Linked DNA regions of Homo sapiens: region 1 is linked to region 2. The links are chromatin loops, found by intact Hi-C in ENCODE. Cell type or tissue: A673. All regions are shown on one strand. Each heading gives the region's core, and the rest is flanking DNA. Links, peaks and the distances in the headings are about the cores only.

Region 1 (8,341 bases), core at 106-8,105, 440 kb before region 2:
AATGCTTGATGTTATTTATGTTTAAATATTTGCTGTATTCCTGGCTCTGTGCTAAATGCTATGCCTGCATCTTAAAAAATCCTTAAAATAACTCAAGGTAGGTACCATTGTTGCTTCCATTCTCCAGATGGGACACTAAGACTTTAAGAAGTTAAATAGCTCACCTGAAAACACACAGCTAGTAAGTAACACAATGGAGACTTGAACCCAAGTCTATTCTACTCTAGACCATGGACTCCAAGATTAATTAATTATGCAAATAAGGAATGTGGAGAGTTCAGCCTTGAGCAAAGGGAGATTAGCTTGTTTTGCACCAACTCTTCTGCTGAGGAAAGGACAAAAGCCAGAATATACATACCTATTCAGGGATCAGAGGGCTGTTGAGAAAGCAAGGGCTAATATTCGAGAGACCTACATTTGATACTGTTCGTTTCCCCCTCAAGGGACTTGCTAATTCAAGGGCAGGGGCTGAGAAACTGAACAGAATTTGTAGAAGACTAATGCAGACCAAAAATTAGAGTTGGGGTCCAAGTAGAAGCAGCCCTGGAAAACACCCCAGACTTTCTCGTGGGACCCCAAAGAGCTACTCTTTGATTAAAGGTGAATTGGTTATGGGCCTGTCCTCACAAGGACTGAAGCCCAGCCTCAGATCTAGTGGATAGCCAGAAGCAAAAACAAAGCCCCTCTGAAGGAGGACATGGTCTAATTTCTCAAATTTTCTCTATTAATTGTTTTCAAAGTCTGCTTAAGAAATAGGAATGCAAAAACACAAGATTCGACCAACAATGAGAAAGTGAACAATAGAAACAGACCTCCAGGAAATTCACGTAGTTAACATTATCTGACCGGTGTCTTACAATAACTATGATTAAAATGTTCATGAATTAAATGACCAAATGGAACAACTTCAGGAGAGAACTGGACACTATGTTTAAAATTCTAGAATTGAAAAATAATATAACAATTTAAGAAATCAGTAGATGGCTCTGATAGACACAACTTAAGAGATAGGTAATGAAATGAAAGATAAGAAAATATCCAGACTGGTGCTGGGGGTAAATAGGAAGACAACTATTCGAAGAGTTAATGGTTAAGGTTGTTCCCAAATTAATGAAAGACATTAAGCCACATAAATAAGAAATGCTGTTGACCTCTAAGCAGGATAAGTTACAATGAAAGTTATACTTAATTACTTCATAGTAAAACTACTGGAAAACAAAGACTAATTTTAAAAGTAGCCAGAGGAAAAATATATATTACTTTCAAAGGAGCAACAGCAAGCCTTGAGAGGGAATTTTCAGCAGAAGTAATGATAGTGGAAAATGGAATGGTGTTTTCAAAGAGCTTCAAGAAAATAATAGTCAACCTAGAAGACTATGAGGCAAAAATATCCTTCCAAAGACACGTCCAGACAAAGGAAAATAGAATTTGCCACCAATGAAAAGTACCAAAAGTATGAAAGGAAAGTACTAAAGGGTGTTGTTGGAGCAGAAGGAAAATGATCACTGACCACAGCTGGAGGTGCAGAAAGGCATTGAAAGGCAATGGAAAGGGTAAGTATGTGTATAAAACTAAATAAATATTGAATGTGTGAAACAACTTTTTACTTTCTGGGGTCTTAAATATATAAAGAACTAAAATACATCACCAAGAGAAGCACGTTAAGTGTGGAGGGAGGTAAATGTAGGGGTCCCCAACATTTCTGGCACCAGAGACCAGTTTTGTGGAAGATAATTTTTTCCCAGACAGTGGGTGGAGGGGTGGAGGGATTGGGAGCATGGTGTTGGGATGACACTGTCCCACCTTAAATCATCAGGCATTAGATTCTCATAAGGAGTGCACAACCTAGATCCCTCACATGCACAGTTCACAATAGGGTTAGCGCTCCTATGAGAATCTAATGCTGCTGTTGGTCTGACAGGAGGTGGAGCTCAGGCGGTAATGCTTGCTGGCTTGCCACCCATCTCTTGCTGTGCAGCCCAGTTCCTGACAGGCCACTGACCAGTACTGGTTCACAGCCTGGGGACTGTGGACCCCTGGGTAAATGGAATTAAAGTATTCTGAAGTCCTTGAATTGTCTTGAAAGTGAAAATGGTGGAGGCACTGATTTATATTAGAAATTAATAAATCAGGGGTACATGTTTCAGTTTCTACGGTATTTTGTAAAAGAATAAGAGTATGTAAAACTAACAAGATAACAGAAGGAGAATATGAAATAAAATAATCCAAAGGAAGGCAAAAAGAAAAAAAGGCGCATAGAACAGATGGGAACAAATAGAAAACAAACACCCACATGCATCAATCTCTACATCAAGCATATGTGGACTAAATATTCCAATTCAAAGGCAATATTATTATCACCCTGGATAAAGAACAAATATAATTCTCTGAGACTTAAAAACAACATACCTTAAACAAGGATACAGAAAGATGGAAAGTAAAAGGATGGAAAAAGGACTATCATGCAAGTATTAACCAAAAGGAAGCTGGTGTATTTAGTACACGAAGTGAACTTTCAGGTATTACCAGAGTATGAAGGATATTTCATAATGATAAAGGGCTTGCTTTACCAGTACTATACCGATGGCTGAGGTATTTGGGCTGTCTGTGAGGCTCAGATGGGCTGCCTGTGGCCCTGCCTCACCTTGGAGATGGCCCAGGAAGCTAACTGAGACTTGGAGTTGGTCGAAGAGGAGCCAGACTCTAAATATTTGAAGATTGTGTGCGTATGTGTGTGTGTGTTTAGGGGAAAACATGAGAGGTAGAGTACTATTCAAAAGGACAAGAAGTGGAACATTTTCTTTTATAAATCAAATAAATGGTGGCTCTGAGCCTTCCCCCACCTCCTGCCTTTTTTGGGTCCAGATTGCTAAGAAATGTTATTAATGATAGCTCACACTTACGACATTATTGCCTTCTAAGTGCTTTGTAGGTATTAATTTATTTAATCCTCACAACAGCCTTAGGAGACAGGCATCATCACTACCATCGCCATTTTACAGATGGAAAAACCAGCAACCATCAGAGCTGGTATTCAAAATAAGCCAATTCAGATTCCGAGTCCCGGCTCCTAACCATGGAGTGGCCTCAGGGTTTTATAGTTTGTCCGGCTCTTTGGATGAACATCACACCTCATGGAGGAGAGTCCCTTCCATTTTAACGGCTCCAGGTTGTCATGGAAATCCTCTGTATACAAGAGGGTAAGGAGGAGGATGAGAAGCAATACATGCTTATTGGGACTTTCTATCATCCCAGGACTTATCCAGGTACATTATAACAATGTTGAATACAGTATTAGTCCCATTTTAACTATGAGGAAAATAAGGTTTGGACTGTCAGAGACAGAGCAAGACACATTGGTAAGGGCAGACAAGGGATTCATCTGACTCCAATGCCTCTTCCTTGGTAAACCAGACTGGCTTGTCACACCGTGAAATTAGAGTCAACTTGTTAAATCTTGACAGGTTGCTAAATTATTAATTACACCCCCAGGAGCTGTGACTGGAGCAGCAGGGATGCTATGGCTGCACTGTACTATTTTTAGCACTAGATGGTGCTGTAACACTGCACATCTCTTCCGCGGTGGCCCTTGGAGGAAGGTTACTTCAGGGCTTGGAGACCCTGGAGGGAAGGATGCTACCTTACCAGAGCGTGAAAAAAACATGGAAGACAGGATACTCTCGGGCCCTGAGAAAGCTGGAGACTGTAGCCACCAGGTGGCTCCAGGATGTGCAGTACTGGCGTCTGGGTTTTGCTCACACAACCGTGAACTCCTGGTCCCACCGAGCCCTAGCGAGTGGATTGGAGCACACACCCACCCACCTCCTCAGAGCTCCTACGAGTAGAGGAGGTACCTAGGCACGTGGGAGCTTGGCGCCTTGTTAGGTGCTCAGGATACTGGTTGTCCGGAATCCCAGTGAGGTGCAGTCCCGCCCTTGTGCCACTTTCCCATGCGCTTCCTGCCCCTCTGGGGGCTGCAGAGGCTGCAGAGTTGTCCAGCTTGAGAAACTGTATCAAGGTTGCTCCCTGACGGCCTGGCAACTCGCTGAAGAGCTGCCTTCAGTTCAGAACAGTTTTAGGGAGATTGTCATAAACTCAATGAGTTTAAATGATTTTACACTGACTCTTCAAAAATGTCAAGGTCATGAAAGACAAAGGCCGAGGAACTGCCCCAGACTGGAGGAGGCGGGAGACATGGCAGCTGTGAATGCACCGTGGGTCCTGAACCAGAAAAAGGAGCTCAGTGGGACGATTGGTAACTTTTTGATGCAATCTGTCGGTGAGCTAATAGTATTGCTTCGATGTTAATTTCTTGGTTTTGATCACTGTACTATAACTATGCAGAGTGTTAACATTTGGGGAAGCTGGGTAAAGGGTATGTGGGAATTCTTTGTGCTATTTTTGCAACTTTTCTCATCAAGTTGGAAATTATTTCAAAATTGAAAGCTAATAAAAATTACAAAAATGTTCTTAACATTATTATGGAATATTTCAAACATATAGAAAAATATAGAGAATAAGCCTGGCCACTTTTACAGGTGGCTCAAAGGTACTGTTGGCACCAGACAGAGGAATGAAGTTCCTGTAGGAGTTAAGCATTGAGCTCTGCTGTCTCGCTTTCTGTGTCCAGAGGTGGCTCCTGGTAGTTGAATTAGACCATTACATTTTGGGCAAGAGCTATTTAAATTTTTGGCAGCCTCTACTTTAGAATAAATCAGCAGACAATCCACCTCTATGGCCATAGTATTTGCTTAGTAAGATAACACCTTATTCCAACGCCCTACTTAGCAATTCTCTTGGGAGACTTTTTTTTTTTCCAGACCTTGTCTTTTATTACAGGGATCTAATCATTACTGTCTAAAACAAAAACATATAGATAAAGATGGCCCCAATTGCTTAATGCTGCTTTTGATATTTTTCTTTAACTTCTTTAACTTTCAAAAATGAACTTTTAATTTTAGAACAGTTTTAGAGTTTCAGAAAAATTGCAAAGATGATACAGAGTTACCATATTCTCTGCAGCCAGTTCCCCCTATATTATCAGCTTACCTTAGTAGGGGATATTTGTTGCAATTAATGGACCATTATTGATACATCATGATTAACTGAAGTCCATACTTTATTTGGATTTCCTTAGTCTATCTAATGTCTCTTTTCTGTTCCAGAATCCCCTCCAGGATTCCAAGATATCACATTAAATTTAGATGTCATGTCTATTTATGCTACTCTAGGGTGTGACAATTTCTCAGATTTCTTTGTTTTTGATGTCCTTGATATTTTTGAGGAGTATGGGTGGAGTATTTTTATAGGATGTCTCTTGATTTGGGATTTGTCTGATATTTTTCTCATGATTAAACTGGGGCTATGTGTTTTTAGGAGGAAGACAACAGGGGTAATGTGCCATTTTCGTCATATCATATCAAGAATACATAGTATCTCTGGGCATGGTGGCAGTCCATAAAAATTAGCTGGGTGTGGTGGCAGGCTGCTCAGGAGGCTGAGGCAGGGGAATTGCTTGAACCCAGGAGGCAGAGGCTGCAGTAGGCCAAGACTGTGCCACTGCACTCCAGCCTGGGTGACACAGCGAGACTCCATCTCAAAAAAGAAACACATGATATTGACCTTCACCACCTGGCCACCTGGTAGTATTTGTCAGGTTTCCCCACTGTAAAGTAATTCCCACCTGCCTTCCACACTGAGCTCTTTGGAAGGAAGTCACTGTGTGCAGCCAAGAAGGAGCAGGGAGTTATGCCTCACTGCTTTGAGGATGGAGTATCTACGTAAATTATTTGGAATTCTTCTCTATGGAGGGATTTATCTCTTGCCTCCCAATTATTTATTTATTCAATCCATTTATTTGTGTTAGTATAGACTCATGGATATTTATTTTATACATTGGGTTTTAATCCAATATGACTTTATTTTATTGCTAAAATTGTTTCAGCTTTGGCCATTGGGAGCTCTTTCAGGTGGCTCCTATGTTCCTATTTAATTGCTGTATAATAATTGTACATATTAATGTGGTACATGTGTCATTTTGATCCGAGCATATAATGTGTACTCAAATCAGGGTAATTGGGATATCCATCACCTCAAATTTATCATTTCTGTGTGTTGGGAACATTCCAAATCTTCCTTTCTTGCTATTTTGAAATACACAGTAAGTTCTTGTTAACTATAGTCATTGTACTGTGCTATCAAACACGAGAACTTATTTCTTTTATCTAACTGTATTTTTGTACCCATTAACCAACTTCTCTTCCTGCCTCCCCCTCACCCTTTCCTGGCCTCTGGTAACCACCAATCTACTATCTTCTTGAGATCCACTTTTTAGCTCTCCCATGAGAGTGAGAACATGTGATATTTGTGTTTCTGTGCCTGATTTATTTCATTTAACATAATGTCTTCCTGTTTCATTCATGTTGCTGCAAGTGACAAGATTTCATTCCTTTTCATGGCTGAATAGTACTTTATTGTGTCTATATGCCACATTTTTTAATCCATTCATCTGTTGATGGATACTTAGGTTGATTCTACATTTTTGCTATTGTGAATAGTGCTGCAGTAAATATGGGAGTGCAGATATCTCTGGTATACTGGTTTCCTTTCTTTTGGATAGATACCCAGTAGCAGGATTCCTGGATCATATGGTGGCTCTATTTTTAGCTTTCTGAGGAACCTCCACACTGTTTTCCATAGTGGTTATACTAATTTATATTTTCACCTATGTGTACAAGCTTGCCCTTTCTTCATGGCCTCAAGCATGTTATTTTCTGTCTTTTTGATCATAGCCATTTTAACTGGAGTGAGATGATATCTCATTGTGGTTTTGATCTGCATTTCCATGCTAATTAGTGATGTTGTGTTCCTTTGATATATCCCCATCATTGAGACTTTTCTTTTGAGCACTTGCTTATTTCCTGGCATAATAAGATGTTCCAGGCTCATCTTGTATATTTTCTGCTCCAGTGCTAGAATCAGCCATTTCTCCAATGAGCTTTTGGGAGATATTTGCTTTCTTGATTACAGTTAGGATTTTCTCATAAGGGAAGTTTGTTGATGGCCTGCAAACAAATAGTAAAATAGTATGTGATGTCATGAAAATTAATTGTATTTTTCCTTCTAGATTTTGCATATAGAAGACGGTAATTTTAAAAACAGTGAAAGAAGAAATGTATCTGAGAATTCAATCAGTCAATAGACTTTAGAGTGAGTATGATTTTTGTGTGCTCAAAGGCATCTTTTCAGTTTGGCTTTGTAAGGTTTCATTTTTTTTTTGGTAGGAAAATATAAATAAAAGAGGAAGGAGCAGGGGAAGTGGAAAGTCACCTGCAGGACCAGCCATACCCGCTGTCGCTGCCCTCATGGCCTAAGGTGTCTATAATAGCGTCAGTTTTCTTTTTTTTTCCTTTTTTTTTTTTTTTTTTTTGGTTTTTTTTTGAGATGGTGTCTTTCTCTGTTGCCCAGGCTGGAGTGCAGTGGCATAATCCCAGCTCACTGCAACCTCCGCCTCCTGGGTTGAAGTGAGTCTCCTGCCATGGGCTCCTGAGTAGCTGGGATTACAGGTGTACACCACGATGCCCAGGGAATTTTTGTATTTATAATAGAGACGGGGTTTCACCATGTTGGCCAGGCTGGTCTCGAACTCCTGATCTCAGGTAATCCACCTGCCTCAGCCTCCCAAAGTGCTGGGATTACAGGCGTGAGCCACCGCGCCCGGCCAGCATCAGTTTTCTTTGTGCATCTTTTCCACAATCCTCTCACTGCAGATGTTTTCAGTCTTTCCCTCTGCTTGGTATACTTTTCTCTACTTATAGCTTCTTAGTAACCGCTGCCTGTTATGATCCTTCATCCTCCCATTTCTGCCTCATGTCTTGGTTCTATGCATTTTTCCAGTTTCAGCCCTGTTGTTGACTGCTGGATTCCTATCTGTGTTTCCAAGTTAAAATTCTCAAAAGAAGGAACCTGACTGTCTCAACACAAAGTTTCTTGCTAGACAATATCATGTGTCAAAAGTCAGCATATTGACGGGTTGCCTGGGCTTAGTGTCAACGCAGTTCCATCACCTGCTGCCTGAGAGTGAGGTGGGATCAGTTGCCAGGCTCATTTGGTCCTGCCCCTTCAGCAGAGGCTTTAGCATCAGTTGTCTTTAGAAGAGGCTGTGGGTACCAAGGCTGGCCTTCTGCTTCGTGGCTTGGTGGGGAGGAACAGAGCAAGAGTAGTTAGAGATCCCTGAATAGGATCAGGAGTGCCCAGTACTAATAAAGCCAATATTTGTACAACACTCTAACATTTGCTAAGCACTATAAAGTCATGATCTCATTTTGTGCATACCTGGGAA
Region 2 (8,341 bases), core at 229-8,228:
AAATTACCTAGAGAATAAGTAAGCTCCAAGAAGAACATACCTATGGCTATCCTATTTTTGAAGGCAAAAATGGAGCTACAAAATTAAACAAAGGATGTATTTCATGTTTGAATTTGTAGAAAAAGTCTTAGAAAGGTATAATGAAAATAAATAAAATTACTAAATAAAATAACTATGAGATCCTAAGAATTTTGCCACCATCTTTGGGAATAACTAATGCTGATAAAGTACAAACTAATACTTTGGTGCCAATTCCAACTCCTTGCACGGTACAAAGGGGGAAAAGTATCTTAATGCATAAGAAATTATGAGACAGCACAAATAAAAACCAATCTTTTATGCAGAAAGTTTCAATTAAAGTGAAATTCATATTTTAAATTACGAAATTATAACCGGAAAAGTTTGTAATGTTTTCAAAATGGTCTTCGCTAAACCACCTCTATCTAGCCTGGAGGCTAGAGATGGAACTTAACTATCCACTTAAATTATATCTATGTATTTGTGCAAAGTTAAAACTTTAAATCTAATAAATTATTCGAATCAATTAAAACAAAGTCATTATTATTTGGAAAACTAAATCTTGGCCATGATGAATATGTTAATTATTTTGACATATGAAATATGCAATGTAATTTTTATGTGGGGTTACATTTGGAATTTTCCTACATTTCATATTTAGTAAATGGATTTATTATAAGAACAGTGATTTTTTTTAAAGAATGAATTTAATAAGTAACTAAGTTTTGAAATTTTGATTTACAGATCATTATTGCCATCTGCTGGTTACATAGTTTAATTGCATTTTTTAAAATTCCCAATTGTTTTACTAAAAGACAAAGGAAAAACTGAGGCAAGTTTTAGATATCCATAACCGGATTAGAGATTTCTATGTAAGACAGATAATTTGCAGCCAGGTGCAGTGGCTCATACCTGTAATCTCAATACTTTGGGAGGCAGAGGCGGCAGGAGTGTTTGAGGCTAGGAGTTTTAGACCAGCCTGGGCAACATAGTGATACCCCATCTCTACAAAAATAAACAAATTAGCTGTGTGTGGTGGCCTGCACCTGTAGTCCTTGCTACTCAGGAGACTGAGGCAGGAGGATCCCTTGAGCCCAGGAGTTCAAGGTTTCAGTGAGCACCATCACACTTTAGCCTGTGTGACAGTGAGACCCTATCTTGAGAAAAAAAAAAAAAAAGCTAAATCATTTGCAGCCAACAGACACATGAAAAAATGCTCATCATCCCTGGCCATTAGAGAAATGCAAATCAAAACCACAATGAGATACCATCTCACACCAGTTAGAATGGCGATCATTAAAAAGTCAGGAAGCAACAGGTGCTGGAGAGGATGTGGAGAAATAGGAACACTTTTACACTGTTGGTGGGACTGTAAACTAGTTCAACCATTGTGGAAGACAGTGTGGCGATTCCTCAGGGATCTAGAAGTAGAAATACCATTTGACCCAGCCATCCCATTACTAGGTATATACCCAGAGGATTATAAATCATGCTGCTATAAAGACACATACACACATATGTTTATTGCGGCACTATTCACAATAGCAAAGACTTGGAACCAACCCAAATGTCCAACAATGATAGACTGGATTAAGAAAATGTGGCACATATACACCATGGAATACTCTGCAGCCATAAAAAATGATGAGTTCATGTCCTTTGTAGGGACATGGATGAAGCTGGAAACCAGCATTCTCAGCAAACTATCACAAGGACAAAAAATCAAACACCGCATGTTCTCACTCACAGGTGGGAATTGAACAATGAGAACACCTGGACACAGGAAGGGGAACATCACACACTGGGGCCTGTCGTGGGGTGGGGGGAGGGGGAGGGATAGCATTAGGAGACATACCTAATGTAAATGATGAGTTAATGGGTGCAGCACACCAACATGGCACATGTATACATATGTAACAAACCTGCATGTTGTGCACGTGTACCCTAGAACTTAAAGTATAATAAAAACATATATAAAAAAACATATATATATATAAATCATGAGGCATCTCTGTTTCAAAGATGATAAGATAATGCAAGAATATATTGCATCTTATCTAATTATAATGTGCTATTTTAATTGTCAATTAATCATAGATTAAATTATCAACCTAACTGCTTTAAGTTATTGTCATTGGTTAGTATACAGCTAAAATGTGACTCAAATAACCATTCAAAATAATGAGGTCAAAATAAGTGACCACTGTTACAGAAGCTGTAAAAACATGAAAACATCCATGATTCTATTCAACTGCACATAAAACTAAGTGTCATGATTTCCCTCTTATATACAAATCTACTCCTCTCCTTAGTAGGAGTAGATACATAATGATTTAGGCAACTATCTCTCAGTTAACTAATGAACCTAAAACATGTATTACTGTTTAATAATTACTAACATATCACTTGATGACAAAGAAACCAAGTGAGCAAAATATTAATTGGAAGTATTGGCAAAAATAGCAATTACTTTTGCACCAACCTAAAAATACTCACGAGTGCACTATAGGATGGCCGGTCTAGAACATAATAAAGGAACATTTGTTTAAGCATGTGGTGTGTTTTTGATGCTTTACAAGCATTAATTCATTCAATCATACCATCAGTAAGACAAATATAACTGTCTTCATTTTTCAGATGAGGAAATTAATCCTAGAGTGGCTAAATTACCAGCTCAAGGTCATACATTGGTAATCTTCCTATATGAGTCCCCTGTGTAAAAGATTTAGAGCAGCACATGGCACACAGTTAATTTTGTGTGTTTACTAAACATATGAATCATAAAATATATCCTGCTTCTTTTTTCCTTTAACATTATATCATGACTATTTTCCTATATCATTAAATATCCATGCAAAATGACTTTGGTGGCTGTAATGCTTCACTATATGAATGTTTCATAACTTAGTGTTTGATACTGAGGCCACTTCTATTTTTTAACGATATAAATAATAGCACAATGAACATTCTTATAAAAAGATTAATTTTTTAAATGATAAAAATGACCAGATTTGTACTTTCATGGGCTAGACCATGGGTAAGAGCATTTTGTATCCCACCAGGACACCAAGTGATGCAAAAGGCAATTGGAAACTCCAGAAAAAACAAACTGACCAAAAAGAAAAACAATAGCTCCACTTCACTTATTGTTCCAAAAAACATTAAAACAGTCATATTTTAAAATAAGGTGCTTTATTTTGAGTTTGCCTAGCCATTCAAGAATATATTCTCATCAACCACAGTAAATACTTTGTATTTTAAATGCAGTATTGGACAGATAGAATTTATTAGCTGTTAAAACTTGGGCAAATAACTACATCCTGATGCTTGATTTAAAATTTGCATACAGTTATTGCATGAATTGAGAAAACATTTTGAGCACCAAACACAATGCCAGGAATGTAGAAATGCTCCTTGAAAAAAATCTCCCAAAACAAAAAATGAGCAGTAGTAGCACTTACTGAATTTAACTGAGTGACAAGATAAATAGTACTGTCGGTTAAGTGCTCTAGACCTTCAGAAAAAGCATAATTAATATGGGCTGGAGAAATGGGCTGGGGCTTGGAAGGTGACAGCTTTCAGATGGGCAGGGAGAAAAGGATGTAAAAGCCAAGGGATGGCTTTTCCACATGAATAAAGGAATTCAGCAGTTATGATGTCTCAGGCTGTGGACTTCACCTGAAATGACTGAGATGGAAGATTTTGTGCCCGAGGAAGTGGGAAATTAAAGTTGAAAAGGTATATTGGGCAAATATTGAAGGCATTGGTGAGCAAGCCTAGGACTTGATTTGTGGGCCACGAACATTTTTGTGCTGTGTTGCATCAGGAAAAATTAACCTGGCCACAATGAGCCATGCTTTAGACTGGTGAGTTAGGATATGGGAGTTCAATGTGATCCATCATCAAACAGATGGCAAGTGAAGCGGTGTGGGCTCCAGCATGTGGCCCGTGACAGAGGACATGGAAAATGTCAGTGGCCCCAGTGCATCTGTGCCAGCCGCTTTGGCCTCTTGTAGGGCTGCGCGGTGACTGGGAGGTAAGCGCTCCCCTCTTAGTTGGTCCTGGCTGGTGCTGAAAGCGCTTGAGCACACCGCTCCTAGGGCCGATGACTTCTGAGGAACCTCATTGGAAAAGCATTTTGCTCTAAGATTCAGTAAACGCTGTTCCGTGCCAAGGAAGTGGCGTCAACCTGAGGCTCTGGGATCAGACCCACCGGACTCACGCCGGCTCTGCCACGTGTTGCCCGCAGTCTCCGCCCGTTCCCTCCGCGTTGGCAACGGGCACTGACTGCCCGATACCTCAGCGATCGTAGAGACTTTCCTAATGCCGGGCGCACCACCGGCGGGCCAGCGGTTCCGTTGGCTTCCCTGACACACTTCCTACAGTCATTTCTTTCAGCTGAGATCTTCCCCTTTAATACCTCGTTAATTAACGTGTAACCTTTTGGTTAAAATGTCAGAGCTAAGACTAAACCTGAAGAAAAGAATGAAACCACAGGAAGTTCTTCAGACTTAGTCGCCAGCAAGGTTATGGCCCGAAGCGGTGCAGGGGCGGCGCGCCGGGAAGCTACTGGCAGAGCTGTGCGCACTGGGGGGTGCTGCAAGCGCTGGGGAGAGTGTGGAGAGGCTGCGTGGAGCTGCGCGCTCGGGGTGGGAGCTGCACTCCCAATGAAGCGCGTGAAGGGCAAGCGGTGATGGGTTCTGCGCCAGTGGGGCTGGGAGCGTGTTGGGGGCTGTACGTGGGGCTGCGCGCAAGGTGAGAACTGCGCATGTGGGCTTGGGGACTGCGCGCACCGAAGGCTGCAGGCGCTGGGGAGGGTGTTGGGGGCTGTGCGTGGGGCTGCCCTCACCGGAAGCTGCACGCTCGGGGAAGCGCAGAGGCGGGGTGCTGCGCGCGCTGGGGAGCACGTGGGGGGACACGCAGGGGGACACGCAGGGACTGCCCGCGCGAATGGCTTCGAACGCATGCGCTCCACCCTACATTTCACAGTCGCCATGACGACCGGGAGGTCCGCTCGTCAACGGCTAGTCAACGGCTGCGGGGACAAGTCCGTTGAGGCTGCCAGGCGAGTCAGGCCTTTCTGGACCTCGCCTGACTCGGATGGGCTGTGCCTGAAATTGACCCAGCTCCACTAGGGATTATGAAGAAACAAGGAGTAAACCCAAAGCCGCTGCAATCTTCCCGCCCCAGCCCGTCTAAGCGGCCGTACGGGGCCTCCCCCGCCCGGGAGCTGGAGGTGGAAAAGTCGGCCCTAGGCGGCGGGAAACTGCCAGGGGGCGCCAGGAGGTCCTCCCCGGGGAGGATCCCAAATCTGAAAAAGCGAAAAGGCTTGGAGCTAAAGGTGGTGGCCAAGACCCTTCTCGACCCCTTCCAGTTCGTCCGTAATTCCCTGGCGCAGCTCCGGGAAGAGGTGCACGAACTGCAGGCGCGGTGGTTCCCCAGCAGAACCACTCTCAGCATCGGTAAGGAGAGGGCAGGAGAGCCCTAGGAGGGAGCCGCATGGCGCTTTTCTTGAGTCTTGAAGGAGATCAGTTTAACAAGCAAGGGTTTGTGGGTGCCTAGTAGGAAATAATAGCAAGGTCTGAGTAGAAAGAAGTTGGCCAAAAATCTTGTCATTGAACCAGAGGAGAGAGAGAGATAGGGAGTATATTGGTTTGAAGGGCTGTCAGATCGCAGAGAGTGTTTTAAGGTCTAGGAGTTTTAAAGGCTGGGGGCAAGGATCAAGGGAAGAGGATGAGATTAAGATTCCAAGAGAGGAAATAATTAGTGGAGCAAGTCTTGGAATATTTGGAGGGGTAGAGTTAAGGGCACAAATTTGATAAGCTAACTGTGGAAAAGAGGAGAGAGACTTCCTTTTCTGAGATGGCAGGGAGTAGAAAAGCGAGAATTACTATATGGAGAAATGTTAAAGTGGAGATAAAAGAAGTTGGGAGTGCTGGCGTCTAATGGTCTTTGTTTCAGTGAAGTATGAGGCTGGGTCACCTTCAGAGGTGAGATTGATAGGATGCCGGGGTCCGGGGGACATGCTTCTGTCACAGCTTGGAAAGGGCATGTGATAAGCCCTTCAAGCATTTAGAATACTGGCATCGTTACACCATATCATTTTTTTCAGATGTGGTATGTGGGTTAAGGGAGGGAGTGAGAGACACAGAAAGATTTTGAGCATCTTTGGAAAGCTAGATGAATTTGGTACTATATTTGACCTTTTCCTTATATATCATCTGAAGAGTTTTTTCAGTGTATATAATTGTTAGGAGAATTAGAAATAGGATACAAATATAGTTGAACAGGATAGTCTCTGTATATTTTAAAATTAATGAAGCCTAATAAACAGTTATGAGCATCTTTACAACCATTTAAAGTTTTCAACCTTTTAAAAATTATAGCAACCGTGCTTGCAGACAGTCCAAAAATACACCATGGGCCATACTTTGCTTATCCTGGTATAAAACAAGTAAATCTTCCGGGAAGTGTTTAAGATAAGCCCAGGACAGTTAGTAATATAGGAAAAGATCTGGGTAAGCATGGTTGAGAATTTCAACATTGCAATTTTTTAATTTTTAAAAATTTAATTTCTTCAATAATTATTGAATTAATTTGCATTTATTTTGTTAGCCAAGTGAAGTAATTTTTGAATTTTTAAGAGGCTATTATTGGTGGTTTATAAGATGACTTGCCAAGTATATTTGGGATAACCATAAGAAATACTATTATAAAATCTCAGAAGGGAGGTAGGACTTCTGGAATAGCCAAGAAAATGCACTCCTCCATGACGACAATGAAAATACTTGGAAAATTATCAAAATCATTTTCTTCAAACTTTGGAAATTAACCAAAGGTTTACAACAATCTAAAGGGCATTAATTCAAGAAAAGCTGCTGAACCTCTATAAGAACAGCAGAGTTTGTGGTGTTTTAACTTGTTCTATTCCCCACTCTTCTCTCTCCAGGGGAATTGAAAACAAGCAATTCCCCAACCAAACAGGGGCACAGGCTGCGTTTGCAGCTCCTGTAAAAGCTCCATACCCAGAGCAGTGTCTCCCAGCTCCCAGGTGAAGTCTTATGTATACATGGGGCGTTGGCCCACGTGACTCCAGACTAGTCTCCTAGGCCATCTAGTAGCTTCTAGGTCTGGGCTCTTGCAAAGAGCTTGCAATTCATCAAGGGTTGAGCTGCACATTGGGGCTTTTAGATGTGCTGCTGAGGAAGTGATTTCCTGCGTTTAATCATCTTCTGATGAATGGTAGAGAAACTGATCTAGAGTGGCTCCTCTTGGTTAGAACTAGCTGAAGCATACTGTATATACTTACTTCTTTTAAAAATTTCTTATAAAGGAATAGAAAATAATACTGAAAAAAAAACAAAAAAGGTCACAATCTTCCATAATTCCATCACTCTTACCAATTACCTGAAGTAAAAAAACCCTCTCAAGTTTCTCCCTTTACTTGTCGAGCCCTGCTGCAGAGAGGTAAGCTCTGTTCAGAATTTGCTTTGTGTCCTGGATTTTTTCCTATGCTCATAGAGACAGGATTAGCTGGCTGTCTTGCTTTGTGTGCTATCTTTCTAGACATGTAAAATAATACATTTGAAATACTTGTTTTAATGGTATTTTATAATAAAGCAGCTATTAATAACTTTCCTTTTTTTTTTATTCCAGCCATCTTTGTGGCAATTCTACATTGGTAAGATTTAGTTTCAGTTTGAAATATTTAAAAACTTTTGAATTAAAAATCGCCATCACTCTTTGCATACAGTAAAACAATAACTTCTGGCTATATTTGTAGAACATCTTTATGTGCACCAATTTATACATGTATTTTGCTTTTTTACAAACCTCATATGTGAAACAGCATTTACAAAATAGATGCATTAGGGGAATAGTAACTTACGAATTAAAATATTTTTGCTTTACCAAATAATTCACCACACGTTTCTTTAAATATCTGGCTTCTCTAGTGTATTTTGCATGTGTAGTTCATTTAAAACCTTCCTTTATTTTATGGTAATTATATGTTGCTAGTGAAATAACTTTTTTTTTTTTTTTTGAGACAGAGTCTTGCTCTGTCTCCGAGGCTGGAGTGCAGTGGCGTGATCTTGACTCACTGCAACCTCTGCCTCACAGGCACCAGTGATCCTCGTGCCTCAGCCTTCCAAGTAGCTGGGATTACAGGTGTGCACCACCACACCCAGCCAATTTGTTGTATTTTTGGTGGAGACAAGGTTTCACCATGTTGGCCAGGCTGGTGTCAAACTCCTGGCCTCAAATGATCCACCTGCCTCGGCCTCTCAAAGTGTTGGGATTACAGGCATGAGCCACCACACTC

Evidence for each region. A loop is a pair of places that touch in the nucleus more often than their neighbours do. Peaks named below come from ENCODE experiments on the same cell type or tissue, not always from the same donor. Only the 100,000 strongest peaks of a DNase experiment are listed, where the experiment ranks them.
Region 1: a loop joins it to region 2, with 11 times the contacts of the local background. A loop is called at or near these places in 15 of 110 quality-filtered maps.

The regions. Positions count from the first base shown.
Region 1 is chr7:35,619,977-35,628,317 of GRCh38, reverse strand. It overlaps LOC101928421 (a long non-coding RNA gene), which reads left to right. Exons shown (of 5, transcript XR_007060285.1): 1 at 1-7,209. Among named protein-coding and RNA genes, the nearest start is that of HERPUD2, 71 kb to the left of the region's middle. In A673, for the core only: CTCF peaks have their summits at 3,336 and 3,541 (motif pointing right); a DNase peak (open chromatin) is centred at 3,587.
Region 2 is chr7:35,182,859-35,191,199 of GRCh38, reverse strand. It overlaps the pseudogene DPY19L2P1. Among named protein-coding and RNA genes, the nearest start is that of TBX20, 67 kb to the left of the region's middle. In A673, for the core only: no CTCF peak of the experiment used is centred there; a DNase peak (open chromatin) is centred at 4,999; H3K4me3 peaks cover 1,051 bases; H3K27me3 peaks cover 2,364 bases.